Regions from separate parts of the Homo sapiens genome. Here region 2 is linked to region 1. Evidence: read pairs that join two places in POLR2A ChIA-PET (ENCODE). Cell type or tissue: Panc1. All regions are shown on one strand. Links, peaks and the distances in the headings refer to the core of each region. The heading gives the core; the rest is flanking DNA.

Evidence for each region. ChIA-PET counts read pairs that join two places held together with the same protein. Peaks named below come from ENCODE experiments on the same cell type or tissue, not always from the same donor. Only the 100,000 strongest peaks of a DNase experiment are listed, where the experiment ranks them.
Region 2: POLR2A ChIA-PET joins it to region 1 with 12 read pairs; 4 of 35 experiments call an interaction of 5 or more read pairs at or near these places.

The regions. Positions count from the first base shown.
Region 1 is chr7:76,257,023-76,269,166 of GRCh38, reverse strand. SRRM3 (serine/arginine repetitive matrix 3) reads right to left here. Exons shown (of 15, transcript NM_001110199.3): 4 at 9,133-9,261; 5 at 8,970-9,050; 6 at 8,264-8,293; 7 at 7,753-7,815; 8 at 7,586-7,621; 9 at 4,352-4,402; 10 at 3,699-3,803; 11 at 1,732-1,909. LOC124901679 (a long non-coding RNA gene) reads left to right here and starts at 9,571. Exons shown (of 3, transcript XR_007060392.1): 1 at 9,571-10,248; 2 at 11,178-11,301. RefSeq lists silencers at 1,692-1,821, 8,618-8,697, 8,682-8,976 and enhancers at 1,718-2,463, 7,206-7,729. In Panc1, for the core only: a CTCF peak has its summit at 6,048 (motif pointing right); a DNase peak (open chromatin) is centred at 6,056; H3K4me3 peaks cover 1,374 bases; H3K27ac peaks cover 2 bases.
Region 2 is chr7:76,064,898-76,076,821 of GRCh38, reverse strand. It overlaps MDH2 (malate dehydrogenase 2), which reads right to left. Exons shown (of 9, transcript NM_005918.4): 8 at 11,869-11,924; 9 at 9,314-10,543. The coding sequence ends at 10,412. Among named protein-coding and RNA genes, the nearest start is that of MDH2, 23 kb to the right of the region's middle. RefSeq lists enhancers at 5,074-5,598, 11,374-11,423, 11,454-11,523. In Panc1, for the core only: no CTCF peak of the experiment used is centred there; DNase peaks (open chromatin) are centred at 7,469 and 8,998.

The DNA of each region.
Region 1 (12,144 bases), core at 2,113-10,112:
AGGCTGGTGGCTGGGTCCCCTTCCCCGACTGCCCTATCCTGGGGATGCCTAGATGCTGTGGCCATTTTGTCTGCATTGGGGAGGGGGTGGAGGTGGGATCATTGCTCAGGACTCCAGGGCTGGAGAGAGGACCAGAGGTACGAAGGGACCCACTTCCAGCCCTGACTTCAGAGAACCCGCATCTCTGTGTCTCTTGGGAGGCCCCAGAAGGGTGGATGAGAAGCTGGCAAGAAGGTGTTTCGGGTCCTGTGCTCTTGGGACTCCATGCCCACAGGGGTGGGGGATGGTGGGTGCCCCTCTTGTGGGTTGTTAATCCTCTCCAGCCTCTGCCATGCTACCCTCAGCTACCTCTGCCTGCCCTCAACCCCCTCCCAAGACAGATCCGGGGACATCAGTGTCATCCTCCCTGCGCGGCCCAACCAAAACCCCCAGAGCCCAGGAGCCTGGTGCCTGGTCCAGGTGGGACAGTCTAGAGACAGGTAAATGTCCTTCAATAAAACTTAACCTTGAGACCAAGAGCCTTCAGTCAGCTGCCCTTGACTTTCCTCTCTGAGGCCGTGGGAGTAAAGGGTGTTTGAGAAAAGAAAGGGAGTGAAAGGAAACAGCCAAAAATCAAAATGAAACTGACCAACACGTACATGTTTGCTGCTGAGACCTGAGGTCTGGGGAGGGGCAGCTCTCCCACTCCCAGCTGAGGCTTTGGGGTTGGGTGGGGGGCAGTCTGCGGGTCTGGGAAGGAACCTGCAGGTCTCCCCACCCCAAGCCACCCCCCCACCCACCCCAGTGCCCCTGCCAGCACTGCAGCCCCCTCTCTCTGAGGGGTCTCAACTGTGTACTCTATAATCAACAGACCAGAAGGGGATGTGGACCTTCCCTGGGGTCTGGGAGAAGCCCCAACCCAGGCCCAGCCCATCCATCTGGGGACAGGCTGAGACGTCTCTCTCCTCTGCCAGCTCCCCCATTGCACCTGCCTGTAGGTCTTCGGGCATCTGTGCCCCTCTTGGAGGAAGGGTGGGGACAGTTTTGGGGGTGTTGGTGTGGGGTCTCTGAGGCACGCTGGCAGGTGCCTCAGGAGGGTGGCCGTGGGAAGAGGAGCCGGCAGGTTTGAGACACCAGTCCAAGTGTGGGCGGTGCCTGGAAAAGGGCAGAGTCTCCTCAGAGCAGGGACTTTAGAGGGCAGAGGGACTGAGATGGGGGAGGGGGCTGAGGGAGGGAGGGGCTGGGGAGAAGATTGAGGGAGGGGGAGGGGGGTGCTCAGAGGTGGGGCCAGGGCTTGGTGGGAAGAGGGAGACTCAGGGCCCAGGTGGTGCCCAGTGGGGGGTCCTGTCTCTCGAATCCTGCTCCTGCCTGGGACTCCTATCAATGTCCATGCCCCTCCCACCCTAATATGCCTGGGGAGGGCACGAGACCCTGATTCCTCCCCAGCCCTGTACCCAACTCAGTGCCCCGCGGTCAACCCCCCTCTGGCCTTCAGTTTGCCAAGCGCAAGGGTGGCCCAAGACCGCAGGCGCCCCTCACCCTGACACCAGGGCCAGGTGGGCGCAACGGCCTAGCACTCCCGGCGGCTCCCGAGCCAGGACGCCCAGCGGGGAGCCGAGGAGGGAGGAAGCGGCCGCCCCCGCCCCCGCCCCCATGCCACACTTATCGCCCCCTGCCCCGCTGGCGACCCGCCCGACCACGCACGGCGCAGCCCGCGGCGCGGGAACCCTCCGCAAAGCGAAGCGTACGTACATCGGGCGGGCTGTGCGCCGAGCCGGGGCGGCCCCCGTGCGCTCCGCTCCGCTGCCCGCTGCCGCCGTTCCGCTGGGGCGACCCCCATCCGCTGCCGCCCGACGGGGAAGGCGACCGGCTTCCGCTGGACCGCTGGCTGCCCGTCTTTCGCCCTTCGTCTCGGTGCTTGGGGCTCAGCCTGGGGTTAGGCGCCAGGAAGAATGGGGGAGTCGGCGTGGGACACCCGCTTTGCAAGCAGTTGCGCCTCCTCTTTCCCCCTTCCCCAGCACGGGGAAAGAGAGCAGCCCTCCACCTGCCTTTTCACCATGCTGGGAACCTTTCCACTTAGAGAGGGCTTGACCAGGGTGAGCCAGCGAGGCTGTGCCTCGATTTCCAATTCAGGCGGAGGCTTAGGGGCCTTAGGGCAGCTCTTCCTCAAGTTATCACTCCCCTGGTAAATTTCTCTTTTTAAAAATTATTATTAGGCTGGGCTTGGTGGCTCACGCCTGTAATCCCAGCACTTTGGGAGGCCGAGACAGGCGGATCGCTTGAGGTCAGGAATTCGAGACCAGGCTGTTCGAAATGGCGAAATCCCATCTCCGCTAAAAATACAAAAATTAGTCGGGCATGGTGGTGCACGCCTGTAATCTCAGCTACTCGGGTGGCTGAGGCTGGAGAATTGCTTGAATCCCGGAGGCGGAGGTTGTAGTGAGCCAAGATTGCACCACTGCTCTCCAGCCTGGGCAACACAGCAATACTCGTCTCAAAATATATATTATATATATAAATATATATAATAATATATATAATATATAAATATATTAAATATATATTAATATATAACATAATTAAATATAAATATATAAAATATATAATATATAAATGTTTATATATTATATATTTAATATATAAATATTTATATATTAAATATATAATATATAAATATTTATATATTAAATATATAAATATATAAAATATATAAATATTTATAATATATATAAATATTAAAATATATATCTATATTTATATATAGATATATAAATATATATAAATTAAAATATATAAATATATTAAATATATTATTTATATGAAAATATACATTAATATTTATATTGAAATATATATTAATATTTATATTAAAATATGTTAATATTTATATTAAATATATAAATATATAATATAATTAAATATAAATATATTAAATATATAAATATTTATATATATTAAATATATAAATATTTATATATATTAAATATATAAATATTTATATATATTAAATATATAAATAAGGCCGGGCGCGGTGGCTCACGCCTGTAATCCCAGCACTTTGGGAGGCCGAGGCGGGCGGATCACGAGGTCAGGAGATCGAGACCATCCCGGCTAAAACGGTGAAACCCCGTCTCTACTAAAAATACAAAAAATTAGCCGGGCGTAGTGGCGGGCGCCTGTAGTCCCAGCTACTTGGGAGGCTGAGGCAGGAGAATAGCGTGAACCCGGGAGGCGGAGCTTGCAGTGAGCCGAGATCCCGCCACTGCACTCCAGCCTGGGCGACAGAGCGAGACTCCGTCTCAAAAAAAAAAAAAAAAAAAAAAAAAAAATATATATATATATATATATATATATATATAAATATTTATTAAATATATAAAATATATAAATATTAAATATATAAATATATATAAATATTAAATATATATAATTATATATAATAAAAGTAATAATTATTATTATTACTTTTAATTAAAGAAGGAAGTCTATGTTGCCCAGGCTGGTCTCGAACTCCTGGCCTCAAGCGATCCTTCTGCCTTGGCCTCCCAAAGTGCTGAGACTACAGCAGTGAGCCACCACACCTGGCTACCCCTGATAAACTTCTACCCACCGATGAATTGACATTCTGTCCACCAGCCCTGCTCCCCAGCCCTTGGGGGTGTTTAATCTGCAACCCTCATCCCCCACCAGGAGAAAGCCTCCCAGAGGCCCAGGCCTACCTGCTGGGAGATCTGGAATCACTGTAGTGGGAGGAGAGGGAGGGGCTGTGGGAGCTGCCACTGCTATGGCGATGAGACCTCCGGCCTGGGGACTCTGTGTGAGGCCTGGCGTGGATGGGGGAAATCAGCCTGTACCTCAATTCTGCCCCCCGTGATCCCCCCAGCCCCCAAGTTGCCCAGCCTCCCACCAGGATCCCAGTGGAACCCTACTGAAAGCCAGTGTTCATCAGTCCCCTAAAGTCTCCTATAAAAGGTACATCAGCAGTGTTGGTGCTGGCTGCAGAGCCTATCTGGTCCATATGGGTCATCTGTGAGAATTAGTAAAAGGCCCCCTTTTCTCTAGACAACCCCAGCCTCCCAAGACCCCCCTCAGCCCTCAGCAGGTGATCCTGGGACTTGTGGGGTGGGAGGAAGGAGGGTGGGAGTCACGAGGACTGGGCTTGGGAGGACCCTGGATTGGAAGGCAAGAGGCCTGGGTTTTGGTTCAAGCTCTGACTCAGCAAGAGCCCTTGGCTTTCTTTCTAGATCTTAATTTTTCCATCTGGGCAAAATGAGCTACCTTTAATGGCCTGATTCTGTGATTCTAAAAGGCGTAGTTTGCTGGGGCGGGAGGGAGAACGAATGGGGGGCTGGAGAGTAGGGAGGGCGCTTACCTCTTCTTCTCTTTGTTCTTCTCTTTTCTTTTGCACTTGGAGCTTCGAGATCTGCAGAGAGCAGAGACCACAGTGATGGTGTGGCCCGGGGAGGGTGTGGCCTTCGTGCCCTGGAGCCTGGGTATACTCAGGTGTGGATCTGAGATTTGTTCCACTCTAGGGCCTAAGCCCCATGGCTGGCGGGGACTTTTCCATCCTACTCCACCCCTTTGTCCCTTTCACTCAGCCAAAGCTCCGGCCTTCCTCCTCCTGGAAGTCCTGGCCCGTGAACACCTCCCTGGGTCGCAAATGCTGCCCAGTCTGGGAGGGCCACAGAAGTGTGGCTGGCCCCAGATAAAGTGGGGTGCTATAGCCGGGCATGGTGGCTCACACCTTTAATCTCAGCACTTTGGGAGGCTGAGGCCAGTGGATCACTTGAAGTCAGGAGTTTGAGACCAGCCTGACCAACATGGAGAAACCCAGTCTCTACTAAAAATACAAAATTAGCCAGGCGTGGTGGTGTGTGCCTATAATCCCAGCTACTAGGGAGGCTGAGGCAAGAGAATCGCTTGAACCTGGGAGGCGGAGGTTGCGTAAGCTGAGATCGCGCCTTTGCACTCCAGCCTGGGCAATAAGAGTGAAACTCCGTCTCAGGAAAAAAAAAAAAAAAAAAAAGGCAGGGGTTGCTGTTTGCAGGTGTGGCAGCCTCAAGCCTTAGGTCTGGGCCAGATAGAAATGGTGATTTGCTCTTGTCTTTTGGTACTGGACTTGGGACATGCCCAATACTCATTCCCTTGAGTATTGGGGTGTGGCCTGATAATCATACCTCCTGTGCCCCCTTCCTCCGTGTGCTCCCAGACTGGCCCAGCCCTAGGCCAGCTCACCAGGGGTTTAGGAAAGAAATGCTTTCCCAAGGGCATGATGTCCCTGCTTTTTTTTTTTTTTTTTTTTTTTTTTTTGTCTTGAGACAGAGTCCCGCTCTGTTGCCCAGGCTGGTGTGCAGTGGCACAATCTCAGCTCACTGCAACCTCCACCTTGCAGGTTCAAGCAATTCTCATGCCTCAGCCTCCCAGGTAGCTGGGATTACAGTAGCCTGCCACCACGTCTGGCTATTTTTTGTTTGTTTGTTTGTTTGTTTTAGTAGAAACAGGATTTCACCATGTTGGCCAGGCTGGTCTCGAACTCCTGGCCTCAAGTGATCTGCCCACCTCAGCCCTCCAAAGTGCTGGGATTACAGATGTGAGCCACCGTGCCTGGCCAATCTCCCTGCTTTTGAATGACATCTCTGGATCCATCTGCAGGGCTGCCCCCTCCCAACTCCCACAGCTTCCTGTCACATCCCATCCAGCCCTCTGGGGCAAGCCCCCCAACCCAGCACCCTCTACCTTTGATGAAAGGCCTGAGAAGCTTCTGGTTAGCCCTCAAAGGTCTCACCCAACCCCAATCCTCAGCCCCATCCTCCCTGGTGCCACCAGATCCCTTCAGTCCTTCTGACCCCAAAACAAAGCCATACTAAGGAACACAGAAATGTGCTCCCACAGGAGCAGAGTGACTGCGGGGAAGGCCCGGAGGCTATGGGTTTGGGTGCTGGAGCCTGCTTTGGGCTTCAGTCTCCCCATTGGAAGTTGGTCTATTCCTAGTTCACTTTTAGGACCTGTCCAGGAAGGATGGGAGCTGGCCAGAGGGTGTGTGTAAGCTAATGGTGGCCACTTGGGGGCAGTAGGGACCCACACTGATCCATAGACACTGGGAGGCCAGGGGAAGATGAAAAATTGGGGACATTGGAGGGGCAGGATTAGGTGTTTATGTAGGCTCCTCCCCTACTTGGCAAATTCCCACTACAAAGAAGGAACTCCAGACTCTGCCCTTCCTCTGGGCTGCTGGAAGGGGGTCTGGCTCTGATGCCACCTCTGGAATGTGACTGCCCCACAACTTCCTTCCGAGCTCTCCTCTCCTCTCCTTTCCCTTTTCCCTTCTTTTCCTTTCCTTTTCTTTTCTTTCTTTCTTTCTTTCTTTTTTTTGAGATGGAGTCTTGCTCTGTCGCCCAGACTGGAGTGCAGTGGTGCGATCTCAGCTCCCTGTAATTTCCTCCTCCCAGTATCAAGCGATTCTCCTACCTCAGCCTCCCAAGTAGCTGGGATTACAGGCACCCGCCACCATGCCCAGATAATTTTTGTATTTTCAGTAGAGACTGACTATGTTGGCCAAGCTGGTCTCAAAGTCCTGACTTCAAATGATCCAGCCACCTCGGCCTCCCAAAGTGCTGGGATTACAGGCATGAGCCACCACACCCAGACTTTGTTTTTTTTTTTTTTTTTTTCTGAGACAGAGTCTCGCTGTGTCACCCAGGCTGGAGTGCTGTGCACTCCACTGCAATCTCTTGGCTCACTGCAACCTCCGCCACCCGGGTTCAAGTGATTCTCCTGCCTCAGCCTCTCGAGTAGCTGGGATTACAGGCGCTTGCCACCACACCCAGCTAATTTTCGTATTTTCAGTAGAGACAGGATTTCACCATGTTGTCCAGGCTGGTGTCAAACTCCTGGCCTCAAGCGATCCACCTGCCTCAGCCTCCCACAGTGCTGGGATTATAGGTGTGAGCCACCGTGCCTGGCTCAGGCTGTTTTCTGCTTTCTCAGCAACCCTCTTCTCCTGCACCACTCTGCCTCCACCTGGACTCCTGCCTTTCACTTCCTCTCCCCTCCCCCAGTCCACCCTGAACAAGCCACTGCCCTGCTCAGAGCTCCCCCACACTAACCCCCAGCCCTCCTGGGTGGAGGATGGCTCCATAACCTGGCAGTCAAACCTGTTGGGAGGCTAGCACCTGTCCCCGAGAAACTCTACCTCTAGCCACAGCTCCCCGACCCTGCCTCCTATCCATGGAGCCCTCCCAGCTCACAGAGGTCCTCCTGCCTCGCGAGCTGTTTCCCTGCAAATTCAGGGTCTCGGTGTTTCTGCTTGTCTAACTGGCACCTCCACAGACAGACACACCCCTTGGGCATTGGACCTGCCATGTTGTCTAGAAATTCTTGGGGTCACCACGTCATGGCTGATGCATGGGGCAGGCAAGGGTTGCAAACAGTTGGTTTTCATGCTCCTTCTCCACTGCCCTGTCCCCGCAGCCTGGCTGTGGGAAGGAACCCTGGAGCTGAAGGATGGAGCCCTGTGGGACCCTCAAAACCCCCTCCCATCATTGCGTCCTTTGGGCTTTGGTCCTTAAGGGACCACTGACCATGTCCTCTGCAAAGCGCCGCTCACCTGTGCCGTCTCTTCCTCCGGGACCCAGAATCAGACCTGTAGGGCGATAAAGGAGTTCTCTTGAGCCTGCCTGGGGTGGCCCAGGGGAGACCTATGGAGGGCCACAGCCCTGGCCCTGGGCCCCACGGGAGGAAGAGGAGGCCCCAGGGTGGGGGCAGCAAGGGTACCTGTCTCGGCGATGCTTCTTCACACTCTTCTTCTTCTTGCGGAGGGGTGAGGAGCTCCCACAGCTGTGGACACAGGGAGGTGGGCTCTAGTGAGCTGGGGTGGGGGGTGGGGGGCTGGAAATGGCTGGAGAGACCTGGGTGCTTGGGACATTGAAGCTGGAAAGGGAATTCCAGGCCAGGAAGCCCAAGGTCCCTTGTACAGAGTGACCCGAGGCCCCAAGGGTCGCCAAGGTCCCTCAGGGTAGTTGATGGCGCTGCCTATGTTGTCCCCACAATTGTGGGGACAACAATGTCCCCCCTGGCATTGTGGGCAAAGATAGTTTCAAACCCAGAAGTCAGAGGCTCCAACGGTGGGATTCACGGCCTCTGTAGGGGCAAAACTTGCACCTTGGCAGTGTCCAGGTGCAGGCCCTGAGGGTCCAGGCCTCCGGCCTCTGGGGGATGGCCTTGGAATCTCTCCCACCCACAGACATCCCCCGCCCTGGCCCCAGCCAGCTCTGTCCCCACTGACCTGCATTCGGACTCCAGTCTCCTCTTTTTGCTGAGGGCAGATGCCAGGAAGAAAGGACAGACGGATGGATGGGGTTAGTTGGGGCCCCAGACACTTGCCAGGGTCTCACGCAGGACAGGGGAGGGTGGACAGAGAGATTCGGGGATGGCAGATGAGGCCCCTCCTCCCCAGGGCCACTCGCACTAGTGTTGGTGGGCACGGGACCCCTGGGAGGGCAGAGGGGGACTGGGAGCAGGTGCTGGTAACACACGGGCCCGGTCAGTGAGTCTGGCTCTGGGGGATTCAGTGAGAGGCAGGTGCTAGAGAAGGGCTCAGTGAGGGGCGGATCCCAGATAAGGGGAGGGGCTCGATGAGGGGTGGGGCCTAGTGGGGAGAGGACCTCGATGAGGGGCGGGTCCTAGAGAAGGGGAGGGGCTCGGTGAGGGGCGGGCCCCAGAGAAGGGGAGGGGCTCCTTGGGGGGCGGAACCTAGCGAAGGGGAGGGGCTTGTCGAGGGGCGGGGCCTAGCGAGGGGAGGAGCTTGAGGCCTGGGGTGGGTTCAGTTACCCGGAGGGCACCTAGTCGGGGGACGGCACGGGGAGGGCGAGGGAGGGGCTCAGAGAGGGGCGGGGCTCACAAATGCTGCATGGTTGTGAGCCAGGGACGGGCATCCGGGGAGAGACCCCACCTCCTCCTCCCTTCCCGCTCCGGTCAGGCGCGGTTCTCACCGGCTTCTCCGGTGGCCGCCTTTCTTTTTCTTCTTTTTCTTGGGAGGGGGCGATGCCGAGCTGCTAGACCAATGCTTGGTCCTGGGGGAGAAGGGGCGGGGGTGGGGGCGGTGAGGGGGGGCAGCCCCGCGCGCCCCCCACCCCCGCCGCGGCGGCCGCTGACCTGTACCCGCGGTGGCCGCGGTAGCAGGAGGCCGGGCAGTCACAGTCCACTGGGCCGTCGTCATCGTCAAAGGGCGCGTACTCCAGGCCCGGCTCAGCGCCCTCGGTCAGCCGCGGGGTCTCCGCCACACTGCCGGCGACAGGGACGCTCACCACCAGTCTCGGGACGACTTTTCTTCACCCCTTTTCTCGGCGCAGGGGGCCTGACCTAGCCCCGCAAGTCTGCGGGCTGCTACCCGGCTGGGGGAGGGGCGAGGGGTAACTGCGGCCCCTGGCCTTACAGGGCTAGGCAGAGATTTGGGGAACCCAACGGGGCACATCCCCTACAGGTCCCCGACCTCACGGTACAATCTTTTGCAAAAAAGAAGGAGATAACCGAGCCCCTTATTTAGCCCGCACCCCTTCTGAGTTCTCACCATCTCAGTAAGCCCCCTCCTCTTTTTTTTTTTTTTAATTTTGGAGATAGGGTCTTGCTCTGTTGCTCAGGCTGGGTTGCAGCGGTGGGATCATAGCTCACTGCAGCCTTGAACTTCTGGGCCCAAGCGATCCTTCCTCCTCAGCCTCTTGAGTAGCTGGGACTACAGGCGTGGACCCCTACCCTGGCTAATTTGAAAAATTTTGCAGAGACGGGGTCTCACTATGTTGCTCAGGCTGGTTTCGAACTCCTGGCCTCAAGCGATCCTCCCGTTTGATCTCTCAAAGTGCTGGAATTCCAGGCATGAGCCACCCTGCAGTCGTGGGTGGGGTGTGTGTGGCTACTCCTTAGATGAGGCTCCTCTTCTTCACTGAATCCCCTCCATATCCTAGCCCCATTCATTGAAGCCCTCCCCCTCAGTGAACCCCCCATTTGATCCCTGTGCCCCTAACCCTACTGTCCTATTCTGGGAACCCCATCCCCACCCCTCCTTTCTCTCACTGAACCCTAATTTCTCTTTTCTTTTCTTTCTTTTTTTTTTCAGTCTCACTCCGTTGTCCTGGCTGGAGTGCAGGGGCCCGATCTCGCCTCACTGCAACCTCTGCCTGCTGCAGTCTCCTGCAATCTCACCTCACTGCAACCTCCGCTTCCTGGGTTCAAGTGATTCTCCTGCCTCAGCCTCCCGAGTAGCTGGGATTACAGGTGCCCGCTAATTTTTGTATTTTTAGTAGAGATGGGGTTTCTCCATGTTAGTCAGGCTGGTATGGAACTCCCGATCTCAGATGATCTGCCAGCTTTGGCCTCCCAAAGTGCTGGGATTACAGGCGTGAGCCACCGCGCACGGCGAACTCTAATTTCTTCCTTTTTTTTTTTTCTTTTTCTTTTTCTTTTTTTTTTTTTTTTTTTTGAGATGGAGTCTCACTCTGTCGACTAGGCTGGAGTGCAGTGGCATGATCTCAGCTCACTGCATCCTCCGCCTGCTGGGTTCAAGCAATTCTCCTGCCTCAGCCTCCCGAGTAGCTGGGACTACAGGCATGCACCACCACGCCCAGCTAATTTTTTGTATTTTTAGTAGAGACGGGGTTTCACCATGCTGGCCAGGCTGGTCTTGAACTCCTGACCTTGTGATCCACCCACCTTGGCCTCCCAACGTGCTGGGATTACAGGCGTGAGCCACCGCGCCCGGCAAACTCTAATTTCTTAAAGAGCCCCTTCCTCCTGGCCTATCTCCGCCCTCCCCGAGCCCTGGCTCAATGATGTGGGTCTTTCCTCACCTGGGTGTCCTAGTCCCTGAGCCCCCTCCCGCTGGCTGAGTGCCTCCCTGCCCCGCTTCCCCTCCTTTCCTCCAGCCCGGCCTCTGTCGCTGAAATATTCATAGCCTCTCCTCGCCCTCCCCTCTGCAGCCTCCAGGGGCCCCCCCTGCTCATCTCTGGCAGCAGGACTGTGCTCATCAATCAAGCCTGGTGGCAGAGGGTGGGGGCCTCCAATACTCCCTATCCATCTTACAGAACTCTCCTTTTCGCTCAGCAGGGACCAGACACCTCCTGTCCCTGCTCCCGCAGCCCCAGCCAGCCTCTGCCACAGATGTTGGCTCCCTACAGGCTCTTCTCAGAGCGCTTCTTTTTTTCTAGAGGTAGCTGGGCTGGAGGCAAGAGCATGAGATTTGAAGCTCCAGACAAGGGCTCATCCTGCACTGTCCTGAGCCGCCTTGTGACCTGGAGCCTGCCGTGTCCCTCTGTGAGCCTCTTCTCGAAGGTGAGAGTGATAACTCCATTCCAGGGCTGTTGGGAGAATTTGCTGAGGTCATAGGTGCTGTGCAGTTTATTTTTTATTTTTTATTTTATTTTTTGAGACAGGGTCTCACCCTGTCGCGAGGCTGGAGTGCAGTTGTGCCATCACAGCTCGCTGCAGCCTTGAACTCCTGGCCTCAAGCGATCCTCCCACTCCAGCCTCCAGAGTAGCTGGGACTACAGGAGCACACCACCACTCCCAACTAATTAAAAAAAACTTTTTTTGTAGAGATGGGGTCTCACTATGTTGCCCAGGCTGGTCTTGACCTCCTGGCCTCAACCCAGGAGGATTGCTCAAGAAATTATCTTGCCTTGGCCTCCCAAAGTACTAGGATTATAGGTGTGAGCCACCATGCCTGGCCTTCTTTTTTTTTTTTTTTTTTTTTTAATTGAACAAGCCTGGAAGTGACCCTCCAGAGACCTGTCTCTAGGGGGGTGGCCCCGACCTTCCATTTTTTATCCAAGCTGGCTCAGACAGTGCCCTCCCCCACCAAGATGGAGGCTTAGCCCTGGTTTCAGCAGAGCTCCCCTTACTTCTGGGTGCTGTCCACCTGGCTCACCCCTTCCCCTCCTACAGCAATAGGGAAAAGGGCTTGGATCGGCAGAGCATTAAGAACATGAGTTTTGGATTTGTCAGAGGCATGTGAACCAGAGCAACTCCATCTTGAATAGGAGCTGTATAAAATGAGGCTGAGACCTACTGGTCTGCATTCCCAGGAGGTTAGGCATTCTGAGTCGCAGGATGAGATAGGAGGTCAGCACAAAATACAGGTCATAAAGACCTCGCTGATAAAACAGGTTGCAGTAA
Region 2 (11,924 bases), core at 3,925-11,924, 190 kb after region 1:
AAATCAAGGGAGTCACCATCCCTACAGAAATATACATGAATTAGCCTAGTGTGATGGCATGTTCCTGTAGTCCCAGCTACTTGGGAGGCTGAGGTGGGAGGATCACTTGAGCCCAGGGAGGCTTAGACTGCAGTGAGTCATGATCAGGACTCTGCACTCCAGCCTGAGTGACAGAGTGACCCTGTCTCAAAACAACAAAAAGTACTAGCTAACATTAACTGACCTTCTACCAGGTGCCTATAAATACCATAGATAGTTTAATTTCTTATAACTGTTTCTTATTTCGCTTAACCACTCTGTCTTCAGTTACTCCCAGATTTTCACTGTGTTTGTGCAGATGACTTTTTGTTTAGGTTCAGTTGTCTTCGAAGGTATTTCCAGAAGAAAGATTACTGTGAGTCATGGTGAATGGACATTCTCATTGTCCTTGATGTAAATTGTCAAGGTTTTGGGTGCCTCCCAGGTATAATCCCAGCACTTTGGGAGGCCAAGGCAGGAGGATTGCTTGACCCCAGGACTTGGAGGAGACAGTATGGTGAGACAGTGTCTCTATTATTAAAAAAAATTGCCGGTCAGATGTGGTGGCTCACGCCTGTAATCCCAACACTTTGGGAGGCTGAGGTGGGTGGATCACCTGAGTTCTGGAGTGCAATACCAGTCTGACCAACATGGAGAAACCCTGTCTCTACTAAAAATACAAAATCAGCTGGGTGTGGTGGCACACACATGTGATCCCAGCTACTCAGAGGCTGAGGCAGGAGAATCGCTTGAACCCGGGAGGTGGAGGTTGCAGTGAGCCGAGATCACACCATTGCACTCCAGCCTGGGCAATGAGAATGAAACTCCATCTCAAAAAATAAATAAATAAATAAAAAATTGGAAGCTTTACCCTGAAAGGCTTATATACAGTTTAAACACCCCTTATTGTATAAGAAAATGCCCGTTTCACTGCATCTTTGCCAGCACAGGGTATTATAATTTAATAAGTTATTTTTTGTTTGATGATTTTAAATGGATGAAAGCCGTCATATTACTTTGTCACATTTCAACATCTTTCCTTATACCTTATTAACCCTATTTCTTTTCTGTCTGTAAATTGTTGTTGTTGTTGTTTTGTTCTTTGAGACAGGGTCTTGCTCTGTCACCCAGGCTTGACTATAGTGCCATAATCATGACTCACTGCAGCCTTGACCTCACAGGCTCAAACTACCCTCCCACTTCAGCTTCCCAAGTAGCTGGGATTATGAGTATGCACCACCACACCCAGCTAATTTTTTTCTTTTTTTGGATAGAGACAGGGTCTCACTGTGTTGCCCAGGCCGGTCTCTAGCTCCTGGCCTCAAGCAATCCTCCTGCATTGGCTTCTTAAAATGCTGGCATGAGCCACCATGCCTGACTTTGGCTAGTCCTATATTCTCTAGAATTGTCTTTACTTTGTGCTAGCCAATCTCTCATTATGCTGTTCCCCTGTTATAATGAATAATTGTCTGTATTAAATTTTAGGACTTTGGACTTTTGAGTGGTTTATGTCTCCTGATTGGACCCTGACTAATACAGAGTTGATGCTGGGAAGGATCCCAGGAGACAGACCCACACAGATGGGATTTGGGCATAGATTTGGTTATCCAAGGGGCCGTGCTGAGCTCCTTGCCAATGGGACATGGGATGCTGTTGATTTCCAGGAAGTGACCTCACAATGACTCAAGCTACCACTTATTGTTGATTGTGATGAAATGCCAGCTGTGGCACATGCCTTGGGTGCTAAGTGGCTGCTGCACTTGACCGCTATAAAGACTGGTGTGGGAAGGGTCCTTTTGGATGTACTTGAGCAGGGTCCCCAACGCCGGAGCCATGATGAAGGCCTCTCCTGGCCCAGCTGTGGCCTCACATTGGCCTCCCCAGGCCACGTTTCCGCTTGCCTCGCGGCAGCCTTGGCAAGCCCAGCTCCTGCCTGCCGAGGGCCTCTTAAAGAGGCTCATCTCGTGCCTCGCCGTGGCCTCCCCAGGCCATGCTCCCACCTTTCGGCAGCCTCTGCAGGCCCAGCTCCTGTGTCCCGATGGCCTTTTTTTGCCTGGCTTTGCCTCACCGCGGCCTCTTGAGGCGCAGCTTTTCCCTTCTGGCGACATCTCCAGGCCCAGAACTTCCTCAAATCGGCCTCCCCCGGCCCAGTTGCTGCCTGCCGGCCTCCTCTCCGGGCCCAGCTATTTGCTCATGGCTGCGCCCACAGGCCCAGCTCCTGCCTCCAAACAGCCTCCTTTGACTCGGCTCCTGCCCAGCTCCTGGCAACCTACATCGGCCCAAAGCCTGCTCCAGTCCAGCTCTCCAGGCCCGCCTCTTGCCTCGCAGCGGCCTTTCCAGGCCCAGCTCTCGCCTCGCGGCAGCCTTCCACGACCCCACTCGTGCCGGCCTTCCACGACCCCCCTCGTGCCGGCCTCCGGGCAGCCTCCACAAGCCCAGCTCCTGCCTCATGCTGGTCCCTGTAGGCCCAGCTTGTGCCTTGCGGTGGCCTCTCCAGACCCAGCTCCCGCCCACCCCGATGGTGTCTCCCGGCCCAAAGCTCCCTTACTGAACGATGACCCCTCTAGACCCAGCTCCTGCCTGCTGCTGATGGCCTCTGCGGGCCCACCCAAAGCATCCCGAAGTTGGCTTCACCAGGCCCAGCTCCTGCCTGTTGTAGGCCCCTAGGGGCACGGCCTCTGCCCCACACCAGCCCCCCTGGAACCAGCTCTTGCCTCATCCTAGCCGCATCAGGCCAAGCTCCTGCCTTTTGGTGGTCTATCCATGCCTGGCTTTTGACTGCCGGCATCCTTTCCAGGCCCAGAACTGTTTCCAGTGGCCCTCTCCAGGCCCGGCTCTCCATCCGGGCCGCGTCCAGCGGTCCCAACCCCTGCCTCACGACAACCACGTTTGGCCCAGCTCCTGGTAGCCTTTGTAGGCCCCAGGCTCCTCGAAGTGAGGCCTCCCAGGCCCCGCCTTCGGCTCCCTGGTGGCCTGGAGAAGCCCAGCTCCTGCCTGACAGCGGTCTCTCCGGGCCCCGCTCTTGCCTCGTGTCGGCCTCCCCGGGCCACGTTGCCACCTGCCTCGCGGCAGCCCAGACAGGCCCGGCTCCTGCCTCCCATCGGCCTTTTTGGGCTCATCTCGTGCCTCACCGCGGCCTCCCCTAGGCCAGGCTCCTGCCTTTCGGTGGCCTCCGCAGGCCTGGCTCCTGCATCCCGATGGCCTCCTTAGGCCCGGCTCGTCCCTCTGAAAGGCCTCTTTCAGAGGCCTGGCTTTTCCCTCGTGGCGGCCTCTACAGGCCCAAGTGGGCAAGCCACCGCGACGGCCCGGTGGCTACCTCTCGGCCTCCTCTCCAGGCCCAGCGCTCTCTCGCGGCTGCACCTCCAGGCCCAACCCCCACCTGCAGACAGCCGCTTCTGACTCGGTTTGTGCCCAGATCCCGGCGGCCTTCGTAGGCCCGAAACCTCCTCCAGCCCAGCTCTCCAGGCCCACCAGTGGCCTCGCAGCAGCCTCCCCGGGCCCAGCTCTTGCCTCACGGCGGCCTTCCCCGTCCGTGTTCCTGCCGGCCTCCCGGCGGCCTCGACAAGCCCAGCGCCTGCCTCACACTGGGCTCTTGAGGCCCAGCTGACGCCTCACGGTGGCCTCTCCAGGCCCAGCTGCCGCCCGCCCCAACAGCATCTCCTGGCCCAAGGCTATTTCAAGTGGGCCCCTCCAGGGCCCAGCTGCTGCACCCCAACCAATGGCCTGTGCAAACCCAAAGCGTCTTGAAGTTGGCCTCGCCAGGCCCAGCTCCTGCCTGTCGTAGGCCTCTGGACTTGAGGCACGGCCTCTGCCTCCTCACAGTGGACCCCCGCCAGGCCCAGCTCTTGCCTCAGCGTGGCCGCCTCAGGCCAGGCTTGTGTTCTGCCTGTGGGCAGCCTCCACGGGCCCAGCTCTCGCCTCTGGCCATCCTCTCCAGGCCCAGAAGTGTTTCCAGCCAGCCTCTCCAGGCCCAGAACTGTTTCCAGCCAGCCTCTCCAGGCCCAGCTCTCCCTCCCGGCTGCGCCTGCCGGCCCAGCTCCTGCCTCGCAACAGCCACGTTCGGCTCAGCTCCTGCCCAGCTCCTGGCAGCCTTTGTAGGCCCCAGGCTCCTCGAAGTGAGGCCTCTCAGGCCCCACCTTCGGCTCCCCGGCGGCCTGGAGAGGCGCAGCTCCTCGTGACAGCGGCCTCTCCGGGCCCGGCTCGTGCCTCACGTCGGTCTCCCCAGGCCACGTTGCCACCTGCCTCGCGGCAGCCCCGACAGACCTGGCTCTTGCCTCCCGACGGCCTCTTTGGGCTCATCTCGTGCCTCACCGTGACCTCCCCCAGGCCAGGCTCCTGCTTTTTGGCGGCCTCCGCAGGCCCGGCTCCTGCATCCCGATGACCTCTTTAGGCCTGGCTCATCCCTCTGAACGGCCTCTTTCAGAGGCCCGGCTTTTCCCTCGTGGCAGCCTCTGCAGGCCCAAGTTGGCAAGCCACCACCACGGCCCGGTGGCTGCCTCCCAGCCTACTCTCCAGGCCCAGCACTCTCTCGCGGCTGCGCCTCCATGCCCAGCCCCAGCCTGCAGACAGCTGCTTCTGACTCGGCTCGTGCCCAGATCCCGGCAGCATTCGTACGACCAAAACCTCCTCCAGCCCAGCTCTCCAGGCCCACCTGTGGCCTCGCAGTGGCCTCCCCGGGGCCAGATCTTGCCTCACGGTGGCCTTCCCCGGCCGTGTTCCTGCCAGCCTCCCAGCGGCCTCGACAAGCCCATCGCATGCCTCTCACTGGGCTCTGGAGGTCCAGCTCAAGCCTCACGGTGGCCTCTCCAGGCCCAGCTCCCGCCCGCCCCGACGGCGTCTCCCGGCCAAGGGTTTCTCAAGTGGGCCCCTCCAGGGCCCAGCTGCTGCCCCCCGGCCGATGGCCTGTGCGGGCCCAAAGTGTCCTGAAGTCGGCCTCGCCAGGCCCAGCTCCTGCCTGTCGTAGGCCCCTGGACTTGAGGCACGGCCTCTGCCTCCTCACAGTGGACCCCCACCAGGCCCAGCTCTTGCCTCAGCATGGCCGCCTCAGGCCAGGCTCGTGTTCTGCCTGTGGGCAGCCTCCACGGGCCCGGCTCTCGCCTCTGGCCATCCTCTCCAGGCCCAGAAGTGTTTCCAGCCAGCCTCTCCAGGCCCAGCTCTCCTTGCCGGCTGCGCCTGCCGGCCCAGCTCCTGCCTCGCAACAGCCACGTTCGGCCCAGCTCCTGCCCAGCTCCTGGCAGCCTTTGTAGGCCCCAGGCTCCTCGAAGTGAGGCCTCTCAGGCCCCGCCTTCGGCTCCCTGGCGGCCTGAAGAGTCCCAGCCACTGCCTGACAGCGGTTTCTCCGTGGGTGCCAGTAATCCCAGCTGCTCGGGAGGCTAAGGCAGGAGAATTTCTTGATCCCGTGAGGCGGAGTGTACAATGTTAAAAGTTTCCTTTTCAAAGTTTCCCTTCTTCATAAAGAATAAATCATAAGTTTTAGAAATAATTTTTTAAAAATTAGCTTCCTTGAGACCTCCTTGCTTTGTGCTAATAACTGTTAAGCCCTATACTGTGTAGCTGTTAGATAGAAAAGAGTAAGTACAGTCTATGTCCTTGTACTTTAAACAATATATTTGTGCTACACATGCTTACAGGCACATAGTACAGTCTATGTTCTTGTACTTAAACCAAGGTATGTTTGCTGGCTGTGCTCACAGGGATGTCTTAGCTTGCTGCGTTCCTTATTTTGGAATGTCCTTTTTTTTTTTTTTTTGACAGTCTCTCACTCTGTTGCCCAGGCTGGGGTGCAGTGGCACAGTCTCAGCTCCCTGCAACCTCTGCCTCCCAGGTTCAAGCGATTCACCTGCCTCACCCTCCCAAGTAGCTGGGACTACAGGCGTGTGCCACCATGCCCAGCTAATTTTTTGTATTTTTTTAGTAGAGACACGGTTTCACCGTGTTAGCCAGGATGGCCTCGATCTCCTGACCTCGTGATCCGCCCACCTCAGCCTCCCAAACTGCTGGGATTACAGGTGTGAGCCACCGCGTCCGGCAGGAAATGTTATAACTTTTCTATGTCTTTTCATAAGCAACTTCCTCTTTTTCTTTATTCTCCATTAGTTTTACCTATTTAGCAGTGTTTTAAGTTGTTAGCCAATCAGGTTCAGTTTAAATTGTAATTTCTAGCTCCAGTCAATGGAGACAACACACAGTAGCAAGGACAAGCTGCATAAAGGATAAAAATTGCTTCCCTCTTTTCTCCAGAAAGTAAAATTACCTTACTGAGAAAACTTCTTTGTCTAAATGCTGATTTTTCCTTGCAGTACTGGGGAAGAAGCATTTTGTTTCTGAATAAACATTTTACTCATAACACAGAGGTTGCAGTGAGCCGAGAGCTTGCCACTGCGCTCCAGCCTGGGCGACAAAGCGAGACTCCGTCTCAACAAAACAAAAAACAAAGACTGGTTCTTGGCTTCCCGTGGCAAAGGCCTTGGCCACATCATTTTGGTCCTTAACACCATACATGCAGCCACTGGTCTTTTTTTCCTCACAGAGGAGGACAGGAGTTCTGTGTGAGGAGGTGGCCAGAAGGATGGGAGGACGGATAATTGGAGCTTGGAAGTAGACGTGTGGTGAGTTTCATCCACACTGACAACTTCCTGATGGAGTTCTGGGTGGCAGAAATGGTGCTGGGAGATGCTGTTTCTCCTCCATGTCCCTATCATCCCCCCTCCTACTCACCACCACCCCATCTCTGGTCTTTAGCATCCGAGTGGTCCCTGCCTTCACGTCACTCCTAGTTCGTGTGCACCTGCAGCTCAGGCATTGCTGGGAAGCTGACTAGAAAATGCAGAATCTGGGCCGGGTGCGGTGGCTCACGCCTGTAATCCCAGCACTTTGGGAGGGCAAGGCGGGCAGATTACTTGAGGTTAGGAGTTTGAGACCAGCTTGACCAACATGGAGAAACCCCATCTACTATACAAAAATTATCTGGCTGTGGTAGTGGCGTGCATGTAGTCCCATCTACTTGGGAGGCTGAGGCAGAACTGCTTGAACCTGGGCCAGAGAGGTTGCAGTGAGCCGAGATCACACCACTGCACTCCAGCTTGGGCGACAGAGCAAGACTCCGTCTCAAAATAAAATAAAAATTTAAATTAAAAAAATCAGAATCTGGGCCCAGCAGCAGGCTCCAGGGACCCCCCTGCCAACCCGTCCTTGGTGGAGTGTGAGCAGCCTTGGCCACCGTGTCACCATCCTGCTCAGCTCCTGGGACGCCCTGTTCCTGCCATCCACAAGCTCTTCAGCCTGTCTGCTCCGGCAGCTGCCTATGACGCCCATCCCACCCTCCCTGCTGGTTGAAATCCTGCCCAGCCTGCAGAGCCAGAGCGTATGCCATCTCCTCCTCCTCCTTTTCCCTCCTCCTAGAGATCTTGATAGGGGAAGTCCTCCTTGATGCTCTGCCAAGACATGAAGTAACCTTGCCCTCCTCTGGAGTCCCACGGTACTTCCTCTGTGTTTGTCTTGTGGATTCTCAGTACCTGACTCGTCTTTAGCCCTGGAAGGCAGGAGCTAGAGGGTGAATAGCCCAGGGACGGCCAGTATCTCCAGGCCCCTTCATCATCATCTGAAAGAATCTAGGATATTCTACATTCCAGGTCCTCCCTTTAGGATGCTAGAGCTGAATTTCTGAGATGGAACCAGAAATGCGCTTTTTTTTTTTTTTTTTTTTTTTTTTGGGACAGGTCTCTCTCTGTCTCCCAGGCTGGAGTGTAGTGGCACAGTCACAGCTCACAGCAACCTCAAGCTCCTGGGCTCAAGCAGTCCTCCCACCTTAGTGGGAGTATCCTGAGTGAACTCTCTGGGAGGTTCTTAAGGGGTAGCCCCTGGTTTATGGAGAGAGGTAGTGACCACCCTCAACCAAGACACAACCTGACTTAGCTTGAGTCCCAGGTCCTGTCAGGGTTGTTGCAAGGATCCCATAAAATGGCAAATGTACCCCAAATACAGCCAGCATAGTGCTCTGCATATAGAACCACCAGGAGGAAACAATGCTAAAGTACCACGCTCAGAGTTCTGCTCTCTACAGCAGTGAAAAACAAAAACACCGAATTATCCACCCTCAAGGTTATCCAGCTGTGAAAAGAATGGCAGGGCACAGTGGCTCATGCGTGTAATCCCAACACTTTGGGAGGCCGAGGTGGGAGGATTGATTGAGGCCAGGAGGACCAGCCTGGGCAACAGAGCAAGTCCTCCCACCCTGATATCTTGTTTTTTTTTTTTTTTTTGAGACGGAGTCTGGCTCTGTCGCCCAGGCTGGAGTGCAGTGGTGCAATCTTGGCTCACTGCAAGCTTCGCCCCCCAGGTTCATGCCATTCTCCTGCCTCAGCCTCCTGAGGAGGTGGGACTATAGGCACCCGCCACCACGCCCAGCTAATTTTTTGTATTTTTAGTAGAGAAGGGGTTTCACCGTGTTAGCCAGGATGGTCTCGATCTCCTGACCTCGTGATCTGCCTGCCTCGGCCTCCCAAAGTGCTGGGATTACAGGCGTGAGCCACCGCGCCCGGTCACCCCCACCCCGGTCTCTACAAAAAATTATAAAATTAGCCGGGCGTGGTGGCAGGCACCCATAGTCCCAGCTACTGGGGAGGCTGAGGTGGGAGGATCGCTTGAGCCCAGGGGTTGGAGGCTGCAGTGAGCCATGATCACACCACTGCACTCCAGCCTGTGCGACAGAGACCCTGTCTCTAAAGAAAAATTTAGAAAAGTGACAAGGGCAAATACACACAGTGAAAGAAGTGGGGGGCAGCTCATCTCCATAAATGGCCATCAGAGTCAGGTCTCCCGCAGCCACACCCTTGTGTGGTTCCTGCCCATGTCATTGGGGGCCTTGTAACTTACTCTAACCTAGAGAATGCAGCGCAAGCGAAGCTGGGCCAGTTCTCAGCCCAAGCCTTAGAGCCTGGCAGCTTCTGCTTTTGCTTGTGGGAACTGAGTCATTCAACAAACATATGGACCTTGCTGTAGATGCGTTGTGAAGAATGAGAGGCCCAAGACCTCGGGGAAAAGGCCAGCTGTCCGGGCATCTCCCAAACACCAGCCTCGCGTGCTCCAGTCCAGCCAAGCCTCCAGTGACTGCAGTGGGAGCTGTGGGCATGTAACCACCCAGCTGAGTCCTGTCAACCCCCAGCGTCGGGAGATAGGAACAGAAATAGCCTAAAAGCCACCAGAGTGGAGAGGGCTGGGATTGTTACAGTAGCAGATAACCTGCAGAGCAGGCTTCATTCTCTCAACCTATGAAATATGCAAGAGAGGACAAGTATTACCAGTAGTTCCTTTCCCGCTTTATTTTTTAGCTGCTTTTTGGGTTTTATACAATGAACATGTATTAATTGTAGAAGAAAACGATGTCATCCTTTATGATAAAATCCATTTCCATTTTAGCTTTTTTAAAAAAACAAAAAGCTGTTGTGGACAGATGAACATCCAAGTACTGGGCACACCTCCAGCCCTCCCTCTTCCACTGAAGGCCATTGCCTATTCCTAGAAAGTTCTTTCCCAGGTATGCAGCTTTCAGTTTCCACTTCAGAGGCCACAGTGTCTGGGGAACGGACTGCCCCCAATACTAAAGGGAGTCAAATCTCTTTAATTCCGCACTCCTCAGTACAACAAGAAGTCCCTTCTTTAGGCCACTGATGGAAACCTGGAACCCCCTTTTGATGGCAGCATGGCGTCCTAGGCCTTGACACAGCGGCTGGGGTTTGGGCTGTCCCAAACCGCACACCCCAACCCTGGTCTACCCACAGTTCTGGCTATGGGCTGTCTCTGCCACTGAACATCAGGGTTCGGTCAGAAGATGAAATCCCAAGGGGGACAGAGGTCAGTAGAGGAAGCTCAATGAGAAAGGTGCTGTTTGCTCAGCCAGAAAACAGCTGCCTGGCATTCGCCGCTGAACTATGAACCCGTGGGGGTGAACTACCCCCAGGAGGAATCAGGCCTGGGCGATGCAAGGGTGCCAACAGGAGGGGCGGGAGGAGCATGTACGGGTAAACTGAATACTGTGTCCAATTCCATAAATTAACAATTTAGACTTTCTTGAAGCTACTGATGAAAGCGTCACGCTTCAGTCTAACAGTTAAACATCATCTAATTCTGATTGGTAATGAAGAGGTAGCAGACACTCTAAAGTTGGCTCTCACAGGGAAGAAAGCACAGCATTTACAGAAGGGACCTTGAAAAATAAAATCAAGGACGGCTTTTATTGATGCGCCCACAGAGCCACCCACAATTTGGAAGGCATGATGATGTCAATACAGTAATCATCACCAAAGCAAATTAAAATACAAAGTTTATCTGCAACGGCTTTGCAGTGACATGATGCCTTCATAAATTAAGGAAACTGGCCACCCGTCACAGCGGCTCACTTCAGGGTCTTCACGAAATCTTCCCCCTTCTTGATGGAGGCCTTCAGCTCGGGGATGGCATCCGAGATCATCTTCTCCTCAAAAGAGGAGACTTTGCCGATGCCCAGGTTCTTCTCGATGCCCTTTTTCTGAGGGAGATGGGAACATGTTAAAATGAAGTTTCCAGGAAAGTGCTTGTTAGAGAAACCCCGACCTGTCGCTCCATCAGCCCTGCCGAGGAGTCTCTCTACACATGCGGGTTCTGGGTGCCTTGCTGGGGACGCCTTGCTGAGCAGGTGGGTGGGACTGAGCTGCGGTCAGGAGTGCGAGGCTCAGAGCCAGAGGGTGCCAGGCAGGGGTCCCAGCACTGTGATTGTCTAGGCAGGTACCCTGGACAATGACTGACCTTCCAAATGTGTTTCCTTAGCTATAAAACAAGCACCATCCACCTTCGTGAACACGAGGACAATGCGACAAGCACCTGGACGCCAGGAACTCAATCATCAGGAACACTTCACCGTATTCTCCCCAACAGAGCCTGTTTCTGGGTTCTTGTCTCTCCCCGCAGGTTGGTAAAGGACTGAAAACATTGTCACAGTCACCTGAATCAGGTGTCACTAAGTAGGTAAATGTCTGACATTGGCAAAAACAGGCATCTCTGCCACCGTCTCACCTGCAGAAACTGAGCACAGTTTGTGTGGCAACAGCCTCAGTCCTCACCTCAACTCAATTCCCTCCTACTGCTTCCCCTGGCTCAAGGGCCTATGAGAACCGGGTGCGTCTCACCTGCAGGCCCTGCCATTCCATACACCTGCACCGACATGGGGACAGAACTATACCATCGAGTGCCTGTCTCTCACCAAGGCCTGGGGCCATAGCTGAAGGATCTTTCTGTATCGGAGCATCTCTGAGAAAGGTCCTGGGGTGGCCCAGTGAGCCATATTACTTTCTGGCCACGTGATGAAGGCAACCACACATCTGCCTCATTTCTGCCCACAGGTGAGAAATGGAAACTCGGCTTGAGGGGGTATGAGTAAGACCTAAGGGTTTCTGTTTGCTGAAGACTCAGGCTGTCTGGATGGGGCACACTCTCGAAGAGGAATTGGGCCTGGCCGCCCCCCGCAGTCAGAACAAGATGAACAAGGAGCGACAGGGAGGTGTTCAGGCGGGGTAGGGAGGCCTCCCTGGGCTGCCTGGAGATGGAGTGTCTTATCAGTCAATACTCCTGCAGCTGCTGGGCACCCGCTGTCAAACTGCAGGGAAGGAGACCCACTTGCTGGGAGGTTCACCCTTCACAGTCTGTGATCCTCCCAGCTCTTTTTTCTCGGGTGTGCGTCCACCCTTGAAAACAACAGCACTCGCCAGGCAGGCACATGAGCTTACTGCATAAAGGGCCAGGGAGAGCTCCTGAGGCTTAAGCAAAGGGAACGCCCCCTTATTCCACAGTCAGAAGGACCCACGCCTGGATACGTACCCCAAGCAGCAGCGGTGTGGAGAAGTAGGTACATTCCGTTTCCTGTGACTTAACGA